2 separate regions of the Homo sapiens genome follow, and region 1 is linked to region 2. A link is an interaction called in ENCODE POLR2A ChIA-PET data of the cell type or tissue named here. Cell type or tissue: A673. All regions are shown on one strand. Links, peaks and the distances in the headings refer to the core of each region. The heading gives the core; the rest is flanking DNA.

What was found. Peaks named below come from ENCODE experiments on the same cell type or tissue, not always from the same donor. Only the 100,000 strongest peaks of a DNase experiment are listed, where the experiment ranks them.
Region 1: POLR2A ChIA-PET joins it to region 2 with 15 read pairs; 4 of 35 experiments call an interaction of 5 or more read pairs at or near these places.

Annotation. Positions count from the first base shown.
Region 1 is chr12:110,564,624-110,572,083 of GRCh38, forward strand. All of the region lies in intron 1 of PPTC7 (protein phosphatase targeting COQ7), which reads right to left. Among named protein-coding and RNA genes, the nearest start is that of PPTC7, 15 kb to the right of the region's middle. In A673, for the core only: no CTCF peak of the experiment used is centred there; no DNase peak of the experiment used is centred there; H3K27ac peaks cover 1,106 bases.
Region 2 is chr12:110,381,809-110,388,141 of GRCh38, forward strand. ANAPC7 (anaphase promoting complex subunit 7) reads right to left here. Exons shown (of 11, transcript NM_016238.3): 5 at 5,931-6,084; 6 at 4,519-4,661; 7 at 1,035-1,152; 8 at 1-140. Among named protein-coding and RNA genes, the nearest start is that of ANAPC7, 19 kb to the right of the region's middle. RefSeq lists an enhancer at 2,933-2,992. In A673, for the core only: no CTCF peak of the experiment used is centred there; a DNase peak (open chromatin) is centred at 2,623; H3K27ac peaks cover 1,233 bases.

The DNA.
Region 1 (7,460 bases), core at 1,465-6,464, 180 kb after region 2:
GGAGAGGTCTATAGTCACATGCGGCCTGGCACAAATGTAACTTTTTTTTTCCTTTAAACGAGAACATCATTCCTTTGAATAGCCTGCCAAGTGTAGAACTGTCTCTTAATTTCTGAACACTAATTTATATACACATATATATACACGTATATATATACATACACGTTATATATATATACACGTATATGTATATGTGTATATATACATACACGTTATATATATATACACGTATATGTATATGTGTATATATACATTGTTTTTTTTTTTTGAGATGGAATTTCACTTTTGTCGTCCAGGATGGAGTGTGATGGCACAATCTTGGCTCACTGCAACCTCCACCTCCTGGGTTTAGGAGACTCTCCTGCCTCGGCCTCCTGAGTAGCTGGGATTACAGGCACCCGTCACCATGCCCGGTTCATTTTTTGAATTTTTAGTAGAGACGGGGTTTCACCATGTCAGCCAGGCTGGTCTCAAACTTCTGACCTGAGGTGATCCACCCGCCTCAGCCTCCCAAAGTGCTGGGATTACCCACCACGCCTGGCCTATATTTTTTACTCTATACATTGTTCAACTAAGTAATGATCTTTGAGTAGTAGGACAATGAGTACTTTTTTTTTCTTTTTCATACTTTTTTTGTTTTGTTTCGTTTTTCAGACGGAGTCTCGCTCTGTCGCCCAGGCTGGAGTGCAGTGGCATGAACTTGGCTCACTGCAACCTCCGCCTCCCAGGTTCAAGCGATTCTCTGCCTCAGCCTCCTGAGTAGCTGGGATTACAGGCGCCCACCACCATGCTGGGATAAGTTTTGTATTTTTAGTAGAGACGGGGTTTCACCATCTTGGCCAGGCTGGTCTTGAACTCCTGACCTTGTGATCCATCCCGCCTTGGCCTCCCAAAGTGCTGGGATTACAGGCGTGAGCCACCGTGCCTGGCCCATACTTTCCAATTTTTTAGCAATGAGTAATGTTACTTTCATGGGAAGGATGACAAGAACTATTTATGTAAATCAGGTAAAAACCACATTCTATACTCACATTTAATATTAAAACTATTCAAAACATTCTATTGGACATTTACTGTATGCAAGACACTATGGTGAAAGGGAGCTAAAGATTTATATGTAATAAAATATTTCCTGCATATGGGAACTTAAAATGAAGTGATGATTTTGGTTGGGGAGGACAGTTTAGGGAGATTCAAGATATATGACTATAATAAAGTAAAATATGCACCAATAAAAACAAAAGCAAAGAAGGTCAGATTATGCATAGCTGAAGGAATCAAAAGGATTAATGAAGAAGTGTCTGAAATGAGCCTTGAAGGATGAAAGAAAATGAGTTGTAGGAGAGGAGGCTGACAAGACAGGCATTTTGAGCAATTCCCTAGGATTCTGACTTACATGAATAAAGTACAAGTCATAGCAGGTGAGGGTTCCAAGAGCAGGGAAACTTGACCTCCAGGTAAATGTCTATTACATTCATGCCAGGAACCTCTCACCATTAATCAGCGCAAACAATGCAGTGCAGAGCTTACGGCATTTAGGAGTCCCTGGAAGGAAAGGCTGGCCTGAGGCTACCAAACTCAACAAGGCTTGTTAAGTTTTTGTTTTAACTAATAGTTAACAGTTAAGCAAAACCCCTTAATTAAAACAAAAGCAATAGCTAATAACTAAGTAGAAGTCACAATCAGCCAAAATCACCTCCCTAAAAGAAAATCTAAAATGATCTTTTCTAACTGGAAAGGCAGTGTGGGATACTGAGCAAGGACACAGGCTCTGGAGGCAGATCTGGGTTCAAACTCCAGCCCCAGAACAAGATGTGCTAAGCATGGCCTTGGGCAGCTCTCTGAGCTTCAGTAGCTTCACCTGTGAATGGAGTCGTATCCTCGATTTCACAGGGCCGGTGTGAGGAACGAGGATAACCTCTTCAGAACATCTACCAGTGCTCCGCTCACAGCCAACATTCAGCAAGTTAGAGTTATGCCTATCTCTAAGAAAGGCTGGCGAGCAGCAAACAGACCAGCCTAGACTGCAGCAATCAGAAAAAAAAGAGTCTTTGACCCATGTTTGTAGGCTGCCAGCTCTACAAACACTAGTCTGTGGTCACAACCAAAAGACAATGCCCACTCAGAGATAATGCATAAAAGATAAGTAGTCCATTCAGCTCTTTCAGTCACACATCCACCACCATTCAATATTCCATTAAACATTCAATAGTAACATTTTCAAGTACTAATAAACATATATTTGTCTCCAAAAATAACAAGGAAAAAAGGATTTACCTGCACTTTGAAAAGAATATTTTCCCCAGAAGGACTCTGAAGTAACCTTACTTAGCAAATACTTCAGAGCCTGCTGCCTCCTGTGTCAGGATTCCAACTCAAAGATTTCTCATTTTACATGGGAAATCCTAAAACTATGAGGAATACATACATGGGCCTAACCATTTTCTTCGTCACTACAATAATACCAGTGCCTTTATAGCGATCTTCCCTTCTCTTTTCTTCCCCTGTACATTGTGAGCCTCCAAAGGGCTGAGTCTCACACAGCTAACCGTTGTTTCATCCCCACTGGCTGGCCTAGTACCTGGCTCAATGATTCCCCACCCTTGCTGCACAATGAGATTACCTATGGAACCCCAGCCCTACTCCCTGAATCGGTGTGGCCAGGGTGGGCCTAGGCCTCTCAGCACAGGCGATTCTAATGAGAATCAATGGTCCAGCTGGATGGAAGCATTCCACAAGCCTGATGGTTCTGCCTGTAAAATGCCTCTTGTACCAAGCAATCCCATTTTCTGTTCCCAAACTTGATCCTTCCTTTTGCATTTCCCACCCTAATTAATGGCAGCCCAGCTACCCATACATACTTCCAGGCTTAGAACCCTTAAGGCATCTTCCAAGTGCAAAACCTCTAACTCAATTTCCACTCCTCTTTCTCTTTTATCCTCTGACCAATTATCACCAAGCCTACCATGAGTCTGAAGCTCAACTACTTCCCACTGCCCTAGGTAAAGCCCTTTCTAGCTCAGACAATTTCAGTAGCTTCGTAACTGGTCTTTTGCCTCCTGTTCTCCCATTACACCCTCTGTATCGATTTGTTTTTTACAACACTGCAATGTCCATGTTACTCCTCTAGTCAAATACCTTCCATGTAATATGTATTTATTTGCTTGTATATGTGAAATATTCTTTAGAAGGATACACAGAAACTAGTACTGGTTGCCTCTTGAGAGGACTTTGTAGCTTGGAGACAAGGGTGATGAGACTTCACTGTGCACTCTTGAATTCTGAACACCTTTTAAATTCTGTACCATTTGAATGTGCTGCCTCTTCAAAAGCAAAGACCTCTTTCTACAGCTTCCTCCCCACCCACCCCCCAAAAAACAAACCAAACCAAACAAAAAACCCACCCAATTCCTTAACATGATAATTTAGTCTCAGTCTATTTTCTAACATCAATTCTCAACACTGACCCCTATGCCGACCCTACCAGCCATGAAACAGCTGTAGTTTTGGGGATCTACTTTGCCTTTGCTGAGCCCTCAATCTGGAGTATTCCCATTCTTCTCATTTGCCTCAGCTTACTGAAAAACCCTTCTCTTAAGGCCTGACGTTGTGCCCCTACAATCTCATGCGTTTTTTTTTTTTTTTTTGAGACGGAGTCTTGCTCTGTCACCCAGGCTGGAGTGCAGTGCCGCGATCTCGGCTCACTGCAAGCTCCGCCTCCCGGGTTCACGTCATTCTCCTGCCTCAGCCTCCTGAGTAGCTGGGACTACAGGCGCCTGCCACCACGCCCGGCTAATTTTTTGTATTTTTAGTAGAGATGGGGTTTCACCATGTTAGCCAGGATGGTCTCGATCTCCTGACCTCGTGATCCGCCCACCTCGGCCTCCCAAAGTGCTGGGATTACAGGCGTGAGCCACCACGCCTGGCCCTCATGCATATTCTTTCACACCAGTCCTGTGCATGTTTGCCTTCCCCACAGGACTATGAAACATCAGGGTTGAAGTCTGTTTTGTTCATTGGTCTTTAAAACAACTGTCAGGGACTAATAGGAAGCAACCAATAAACAATGAATTCAGCTGACCACACTGAAAAGTTAGAACACCAATATCTGGTATACAAACTTTCAGCCAAAAACTCCAAAGGGATTGAACCTAGTAATGGATCCTAGCGTTTCACAAGGTGTCATTCCCTGGGTCAGAACTCGCTACAAGATGTTCCTCTAACAGGCCATTCAAAGAGAAGGCTGCCAGGCAAGGTGGCTCAAGCCTGTAGTCTCAACTACTTGAGAGGCTGAGGCAGAAGGATGGCTTCAGTCCGGGAGGTCGAGGCTGCAGTGCACTACAACTACACCTGTGTAGAGAATAGCTACTGCACTCCAGCCTGGGCAACACAGCAAGACCCTGTCCCCGCCCCCCCCCCTCAAAAAAAGCCAGGTGCAGTGGCTCACGCCTGTAATCCCAACACTTTGGGTGGCCAAGGTGGACAGATCACTTGAGGTCTGGAGTTCAAGACCAGCCTGGCCAACATGGTGAAACCCCATCTCTACTAAAAATACAAAAATTAGCCGGGCATGGTGGCGGGCACCTGTAATCCCAGCTACACGGAAGGCTAAGGAAGGAGAATTGCTTGAACCCAGGAGGCGGAGGTTGAAGTGAGCGGAGATCACACCACTGCCCTCCAGCCTGGGCGACAGAGTGAGACTCTGTCTCAAAAAATAAAAAGTAAAAATAAATAAAAATAAAAAAAGAGAAAGAGAGGGCTGAGCTGATGGAAAGAGCATTAAAGAAAAGTCTGGAGATAACACTGCTCCCAACTTTCTTTGCCACTAACTGGACCTAAGACACTGGTCAGATCGTTTCTCTAAGCTTTAGTTTCCTCATCTGTGAAATGAGGGGCAGGAAGACACAGTCTCTCTAGAGTCCCTTTCTCGGATCCAAGACTGTGGGACTTATAAGTCACACTGCAGGAAAAAAAGAGCCAGTTTAAGAAACTTTATAAACAAAGGCTAACAAATAAGGCTATCCTGTCTTCATTCACTTAGGAAAAGAAAACAAAACAAATAGGGCTATACTTTGCATTTCACATACAATATTACATTTACTGCATGAACTAGTTTTGAAACAAAGCCTTCATTTCTGGCTTCCCAATTTATCTCTTGTCCTTATTGCACTGCCACATGTATATTTCCAGTGAAGTTTCAATAATGATTTAGAGAGTGGAAACAGTGCCCCTTGTCCTTTCACTTTAGTTTTAAACACCTAACTAAAATGTTGGCAAAGTTTTTCTTAAAGCCACTAACAAACACCTCAACCACTTTTCAATCTGAAATCCTAATAAAAGAATAAAAGATGATGGCCAAGCACAAGATCCTGGAACAACAACAACAACAACAAAGATGGTTATAAATTAGTATTTGTGGGGAAAAGCAAGAGAGATCAGATTGTTACTGTGTCTGTGTAGAAAGAAGTAGACATGGGAGACTCCATTTTGTTATGTACTAAGAAAAATTCTTCTGCCTTGAGATTCTGTTAATCTATAACCTTACCCCCAACCCCATGCTCTCTGAAACGTGTGCTGTGTCAACTCAGAGTTGAATGGATTAAGGGCGGTGCAGGATGTGCTTTGTTAAACAGATGCTTGAAGGCAGCATGCTCCTTAAGAGTCATCACCACTCCCTAATCTCAAGTACCCAGGGACACAAAAACTGCGGAAGGCCGCAGGGACCTCTGCCTAGGAAAGCTAGGTATTGTCCAAGGTTTCTCCCCATGTGATAGTCTGAAATATGGCCTCGTGGGAAGGGAAAGACCTGACCGTCCCCCAGCCCGACACCCGTAAAGGGTCTGTGCTGAGGAGGATTAGTAAAAGAGGAAGGAATGCCTCTTGCAGTTGAGACAAGAGGAAGGCATCTGTCTCCTGCCTGTCCCTGGGCAATGGAATGTCTCGGTATAAAACCCGATTGTATGCTCCATCTACTGAGATAGGGAAAAACCGCCTTAGGGCTGGAGGTGGGACCTGCGGGCAGCAATACTGCTTTGTAAAGCACTGAGATGTTTATGTGTATGCATATCTAAAAGCACAGCACTTAATCCTTTACATTGTCTATGATGCCAAGACCTTTGTTCACGTGTTTGTCTGCTGACCCTCTCCCCACAATTGTCTTGTGACCCTGACACATCCCCCTCTTTGAGAAACACCCACAGATAATCAATAAATACTAAGGGAACTCAGAGGCTGGCGGGATCCTCCATATGCTGAACGCTGGTTCCCCGGGTCCCCTTCTTTCTTTCTCTATACTTTGTCTCTGTGTATTTTTCTTTTCCAAATCTCTCGTCCCACCTTACGAGAAACACCCACAGGTGTGTAGGGGCAACCCACCCCTACATCTGGCGCCCAACGTGGGGCTTTTCTCTAGGGTGAAGGTACGCTCGAGCGTGGTCATTGAGGACAAGTCGACGAGAGATCCCGAGGACGTCTACAGTCAGCCTTACGGTAAGCTTGTGCACTCGGAAGAAGCTAGGGTGATAATGGGGCAAACTAAAAGTAAAATTAAAAGTAAATATGCCTCTTATCTCAGCTTTATTAAAATTCTTTTAAAAAGAGGGGGAGTTAAAGTATCTACAAAAAATCTAATCAAGCTATTTCAAATAATAGAACAATTTTGCCCATGGTTTCCAGAACAAGGAACTTTAGATCTAAAAGATTGGAAAAGAATTGGTAAGGAACTAAAACAAGCAGGTAGGAAGGGTAATATCATTCCACTTACAGTATGGAATGATTGGGCCATTATTAAAGCAGCTTTAGAACCATTTCAAACAGAAGAAGATAGCATTTCAGTTTCTGATGCCCCTGGAAGCTGTTTAATAGATTGTAATGACAACACAAGGAAAAAATCCCAGATGTAGGGGTGGGTTGCCCCTACAGTATTAATTGACTTCACGAAGTCAAATGATCTATAAATACTCATGTATAGAATTGTACAGTAATTATTGCTGCTCACCTCTAACTGTGCCTAATTTATAAATTAAACTTTATCACAGGTGTGTATGAATGTACAGGAAAAAACATAGCCTATATAGGGTTTCATACTAAAGAGCTTCAGGCATCCACAAAACATACTAACCTTGTTATTCAAAGACCATTGATTGTTTGGTGAATTGTGTATTGTAATAAGAAAAAAATGACAGGATCAAAATGGCCTTTCAAAACCAAGAGAAATGGATTTCTAAGAACAATGCATACATAAGGCATCCTTATTTAGACTTTCTAATTTCATAGAAACACTAATGGTTCCATCACCAATTAGTGGTCAACCTAGAGGCCATAAACAGTTTTCTAGCTCTTATGGAAATAGCTTAAATCTTATTTTCTTGCCCCAAATTGCTATTCAAACATAGCAGATATGAAAACAGAAGCACTTTTTGTTTGCCTCATTCAGCCCAGCCAACCTTTTGCATTTACCT
Region 2 (6,333 bases), core at 1-5,000:
TTGCTTCTTGGACTCTGCCCATGTTCCTAAGTGCTGCTCCCTTAAGTAGCAGAGCTTGAACACTATTACTGTTCAGCTGAATGGCCTTGGCTCCTAAATAGAGGGCCCGGGAGTAGCGTTTGCTATAGAAGCTGTGACAGCTGGAGAAAAAAAAAAAAAAAAAAACACAAAAACCCCAGAAGTTATCCAAGAGAAGACTACAAAGAAAGTTGATCCAAAAATCATATTGAAGGCCCTGAACATAATCCTTATTCCAAACCACACTTATAGTTTTAACCTAAGATATTAGTAGAAAAGCAAAACAAACCAAAAAATCCACTATTTATTTTTAAGGGGAAATCTTGATATGGAAGAGAAAAATTATGAAAAAGAACCTATGATCTGGATATTAGTTATTAGCAGAGAGGCATTCAGAGAATTTGTAAAGCCAGGTTAATAAACAAAGGAGCATCTTCTGGCCCCATCACTGATGGCTCAGTACTAAGCACAATGCATTCACCAACTCAGTTAATGCTTAACCCTAGAAGGAGAGGTTATTAGCCCATTTTCCAAATGAGAATACAGACCTAGATAGGTAAATAATGCATCCAGAGTCATAAACTATTATTTGAATCCAGGGCTGATTATCCTTTTAAAAAAAAAAAAAAAAAAAAATATATATATATATATATATATATATATATATATTTATAGAGACAGGGTCTTGCTACATTGCCCATGCTGGTCTCAAATTTCTGGCCTCAAGTAATTACCTCTTTTTATTTTTATTTATTTATTTTTGAGACAAAATCTCACTCTGCCGCCCACCTGGAGTGCAGTGGCACGATCTTGGCTCACTGCAACCTCTGCCTCCTGGGTTCAAGCAATCCACCTGTCTCAGTCTCCCAAAGTGTTGAGATTACAGGCATGAGCCACCATGCCTGTCCAGGTGATTACCTCTTAAACCTGTGCTTTCAATTTATATTCTCTTCAAGAGCAACCATTATCTCTTAATCTACTGACAACTGGGGAGAAAAGAGAATGCATAATCATACCCAGAAACCACCCACGGTTCTGCATGCTGATCAGAGATATTGAAAAGGCGGCATCCAAGGTTCTCAACATCCTCTAGCCGCCCTTCTCGTGCCAGTAGGTAGCCATATACATCCATTCCTAGAAGAGAAGGACATAGTGAGAAGAGGTGTTTTAAGAAGAGAAGCAGGGGTCCCACATACAGGAGTAGCACCCAACATCAGACCCCATGCTGAGGCCCCAGCTCCTGCAGGGGCTAAGCCCTTTCCACCATCACAGGCTCCTCCAACTACTATTTCCAGTTTCCTACAAAGTGACTATTAAAATGCAAAACCCAGGTTGGGCACAGTGGCTCACACCTGTAATTCCAGCACTTTAAGAAGCCGAGGCAGGTGGATCACGAGGTCAGGAGATCGAGACCATCCTGGCTAACACGGTGAAACCTCATCTCTACTGAAAATACAAAAAATTAGCCGGGCATAGTGGCACGCGCCTGTAATCCCAGCTACTTGGGAGGCTGAGGCAGGAGGATCACTTGAACCAGGGAGACAGAGGTTGCAGTGAGCCGAGATCACGCCACTGCACTGCCTGGGTGACAGACTGAGACTCTGTCTCAAAAAAAGAAAATGCAAAACCCAGCTGGGCGTGGTGGCTCACACCTGTAATCCTGGCACTCTGGGTGGCAGAGGCAGGAGGATCACCTGGGCCCAGGAGTTCAAGACCAGCCTGGGCAATATGGTGAGACCCTGTCTCTAAAGAAATTTTAAAATATCAGCCAAGTGGCCAGGTGCAGTGGTTCATGCCTGTAAACCCAGCACTTTGGGAGGCCAAGGAGGGCAGATCACGAGGTCAGGAGTTCGAGACTAGGCTAACAGGTGAAACCCCATCTCTACTAAAAATACAAAAATTAGCTGGGCATGGTGGCGTGTGCCTGTAATCCCAGCTACTCAGGAGGCTGAGGCAGGAGAATCGCTTGAATCAGGGAGGCGGAGGTTGCAGTGAGCCAAGATCGTGCCACTGCACTCTAGCCTTGGCTACAGAGCGAGACTCCGTCTCAAAAAAAAAAAAAAAAAAAAAAAGAAAAAAAAAAGAAAAAAGAAGGGCCAGGCGCGGTGGCTCATGCCTGTAATCCCAGCACTTTGGGAGGCTGAGGCAGGTGGATCACGAGGTCAGGAGTTCAAGACCAGCCTGGCCAAGATGGTGAAACCCCGTCTCTACTAAAAATACAAAAAATTAGCCAGGCACAGTGGCAGGCGCCTGTAATACCAGCTACTCGGGAGGCTGAGGCAGGAGAATTGCTTGAACTCAGAGGGCGGATGTTGCAGTGAGCCGAGATTGCACCACTGCACTCCAGCCTGGGCAACAGAGTAAGACTATGTCTAAAACATAAAATAAAATAAAGTAAAATAAAATAGAAAGAAAAAAAAATTAGCCAAGCACAGTGGCACATGCCTGTGGTCCCAGCTACTCAGGGGGCTAAGGCAGGAGGATTGCTTGAGCCCAGGAGGTCAAGGCTGCAGTGAGCTATGTTTGTGCCACTCCCGCCTGAGTGACAGAGTGAGACCCTGTCTCTAACAACAAAACCAAAACCAAAACCAAAGGAGGCCGGGCACGGTGACTCATGCCTATAATCCCAGCACTTTGGGAGGCCGAGGTGGAAATTCAAGACCAGCCTGGCCAAGATAGTGAAACCCCATCTCTACTAAAAATACAAAAACTAGCCAGGCGTGGTGGCACACACCTGTAATCCCAGCTACTCAAGAGGCTGAGGCAGAAAATTGCTTAAACCAGGAGGTGGAGGTTGCAGTGAGCCGAGATTGCACCACTGCACTCCAGCCTGTGAGACTCTGTCTCACAAAAAAAAAACAAAAAAAAACAAAAAAAACAAAAAACCAAAGGAGCAGAACAACCTACCTCACAATTTGAAAGCCTGCTATTTTCAGGAAGTGCTTGTCCTTCTATCCTGTGGTGTGATACACAGCTACCCTAACCCAACCAGAAAAGGCCCAAAAAAGGCATCAACTAAGGTCTCTCTTCCCAGAGTTCTAGACCATCAGAAATACACTGCTGAAAAGCCAATCAGTCTCAGAAAAAGTTGGCCTATTCCAGAAAAAAGCTTGTAGTTCTATCCAGAATGCAGTTCATTAAAGATCACTGCCTCGGGCTGGGTGCAGTGGCTCAGGCCTGTAATCCCAACACTTAGGGAGACTGAGGCGGGTGGATTACCTAAGGTCAGGAGTTGCAGACCAGCCTGGCTAACATGGTGAAACCCCCGTCTCTTCTAAAAAAATACAAAAATTAGTTGGGTGTGGTGGCGGGCGCCTATAATCCCAGCTACTCGGGAGGCTGAGGTGGGAGAGTCACTTTAACCAGGAGGCGGAGGTTGCAGTGAGCAGAGATTGTGCCACTGCACTCCTGCCTGGGCGACAAGAGTGAAACTCCGTCTCAAACAAACAAATAAAAAATCACTGCCTCTCCGCAGCCCCCGCTTTATTCTCACCCACATTCTATAAAAAGGGACCTATGCTCACTGTTACCCATCTCTTGCCACCATTCTCTTCCATCCCTTGCTATCCCTTCAGATTCCCATGAAAATTCCTCTCAAGCCAAGATTACTGCAATGCTCCTGCTAGCCCCTGGGCCTGGGTCTGAGATTCCAAGCTGCCATTGCCATTCCAAGCTGCCAGCTGTTGCCAGACTAGTATTTCTAAAACATCATTTTCATCATGGGTGCAGGCAGCTTGGAGAAGAGGAATAAGCACTTGAGGTGAGGGGAGATCTTGTGCAAACAAATCCATCCTTCTAGATCTGCTTCCTCATCTAAACGCTTGGGATGGCCCCTTCCCAGCTCCATCATTCCCCTGGCTTAAGAGCTCATAAGACTGTTTATTGTCACAAGGCCCTGTTTTTCTGATGGCCTTTTTTGGACCTTTACAAATAGACAGCATATCTATCTGACCTTATTTCCCACTATTCCTGAGAACTCACTGCCAGTGTCCTAACTGCCATCTGTTGGAGGTCCCTGTGAAGATTACCCTTCACCTGCAATCTTTTTCAAGATCAGTGATTTTTCTGTTGTTCACGCCTAATTACTGCCTTTAATCACCTTATCCCTTTCTTATTCCTTTTTAATTATACTAAGGACATGGCAAAACAAAATTCCCTAAAAGGATATTATGGTTTTAGGGATGCCATCCAAATTCTCAGTCAGGCACACCATAAATTTATAAGTCATAAGGAGGAGCTATGACCCCCTCAAAAGAAAAAAAGCCAAATAATGATCTGTGGGGAGAAGACACTTGAATTCAAGCAAAAACAGCTGCTCAAATGGTATTACCTAAGCGTTAGAGACATGTGTCATGACCTAAAAAAAGTAAAAGACTAGTATAAGTTTTATACACCATTTCTATGAAACTTGGTATCGAGTATTAATGCTGCATATTCTCCCTATTATCTCTGATCCCCCCCAACAACAGCCACTGTCTTCCTGCCCCAAGAATTACTTACCTTTTATCAGATAAGGATCCAACATCTGTGCCTGTTCAAACTTGAGGACAGAGTTTTTATTGTCTCCAGCTCTGAAGTACAGATCTGCCAAGCTTCCCAATAGGTCCACGTTATCTCGCAATAAGGATTTTTTCTCTAGTGAACTTTAAGATATTTATTAAACATTGAACCTTTAAATCTATTATAAATCCTCTTAGTTGCTGAATCTGGATGATTGGTCATACAGATACTATTTTCTTTTGCATAAATATAAAATTCTTCGTAATAAAAAACTTTAAGCTTATGACTTTAAAAAAAGTTATATAGGACAGGATAGCAAAAACAAAGAATAAAGCAGAAGTCTCTCAGTACCAACAAATAACTCTGTGGTTGCAGTTCTTCAGAACACAACATACGCTACATGGTGTTAAAGGTAATGTCATTCACAAGTGACACCTATTTATTACTCAAGTAAACGACTTTGCATAACACAAGCCCAAGTCTCTTCTTGTCCTTGAACTTTATCTGAATATAAAGAAAATCCCTAGTCCTAAGCAGGCAAGCTAGGTTAGACACTGCAATAAACCAAGCTTCTGGTGAGTGCAAAATGATTTTCTTCCAGGCTGAAGAATGATACACCAAGGCCAGGCATGGTGGCTCACGTCTATAATCCCAGCACTTTGGGAGGCCCACGTGGGAGAATCACTTGAGCCCAGGAATTCAAGACCAGCTTGGGCAACATGGTGAAATCCCATCTCTACAAAAACATACAAAAATTAGCTGGGTGTGGTGGCATGCGCCTGTAGTCCCAGATACTCAGGAGGCTGAGCAGGAGGATGGTTTGAGCCCGGGAGATTGACAGGTCAAGGCTACACTGAGCTGTGACTGCGCCACTGCACTCTAGCCTGGGAGAGAGAGAGAGAGAGAGAGAGACAGAGAGACAGAGAGACAGAGAGAGAGAGAGAGAGAGAGAGAGAGAGACAGAGAGAGAGAGAGAGAGAGAGACAGAGAGACAGAGAGAGAGAGAGAGGCAGAGAGAGAGAGAGACAGAGAGAGAGAGACAGAGAGAGAGAGAGACAGAGAGAGAGAGAGAGAGAGAGAGAGAGAGAGAGAGAGAGAGAGAGAGACCGACCTTGTCTCAAAAAAAAAAAAAAAAATGACACACCAAGGTAGCCTGCTTTGCTTTGCAAGGGTTACTACCTGTGCAGGCACAGAGCTAAACTCAGTCAGATTTCTATTTTTACAGGTCTCCAACAGAGATGATTACATGATTACATTTGGGACCATTCAGTATAAAAGACTAACACATCCCAGAGACTGGCTGCAGCACCAACAGCAAAGCATCTCATTTTTCTTTTTGCTACTTCAGATACATCAGACTTCCAGACAAGCAAAGGGCCTCAAGAACACTGAATTAACTTTGTGGCTCTCACCAGATGGTACTGATTGCTCTTGAGTTGTCACCAGTGTGCACAAAAGCATACGCTTTGATCCACACAGAGAGCCAGTCCAAGTTAGGCACGGTTTGGATCACATTCATTGTCATGGATGCCACCTCTGCCCCTTTTACAGAAAGGGACAACAAGCCTAAACCAACAGAAAGCAGAAGAAAGAAAGTAAGGCACGATATCTCTCTTCCACATGCAAGGAGCAACGGGCTACATCTTCCCTTGGCTAAAAGGCAACTGCTTCCCTATTCTGAGCGATGCATGAGAGAAAAACCATAATTTAGTATTTCTTTTCTTTTTGAGACAGTGTCTTGTTCTGTCCCCCTGGGCTGGAATGCAGTGGCACAATCTCAGCTCACTGCAACCTCTGCCTCCTGGGTTCAAGCGA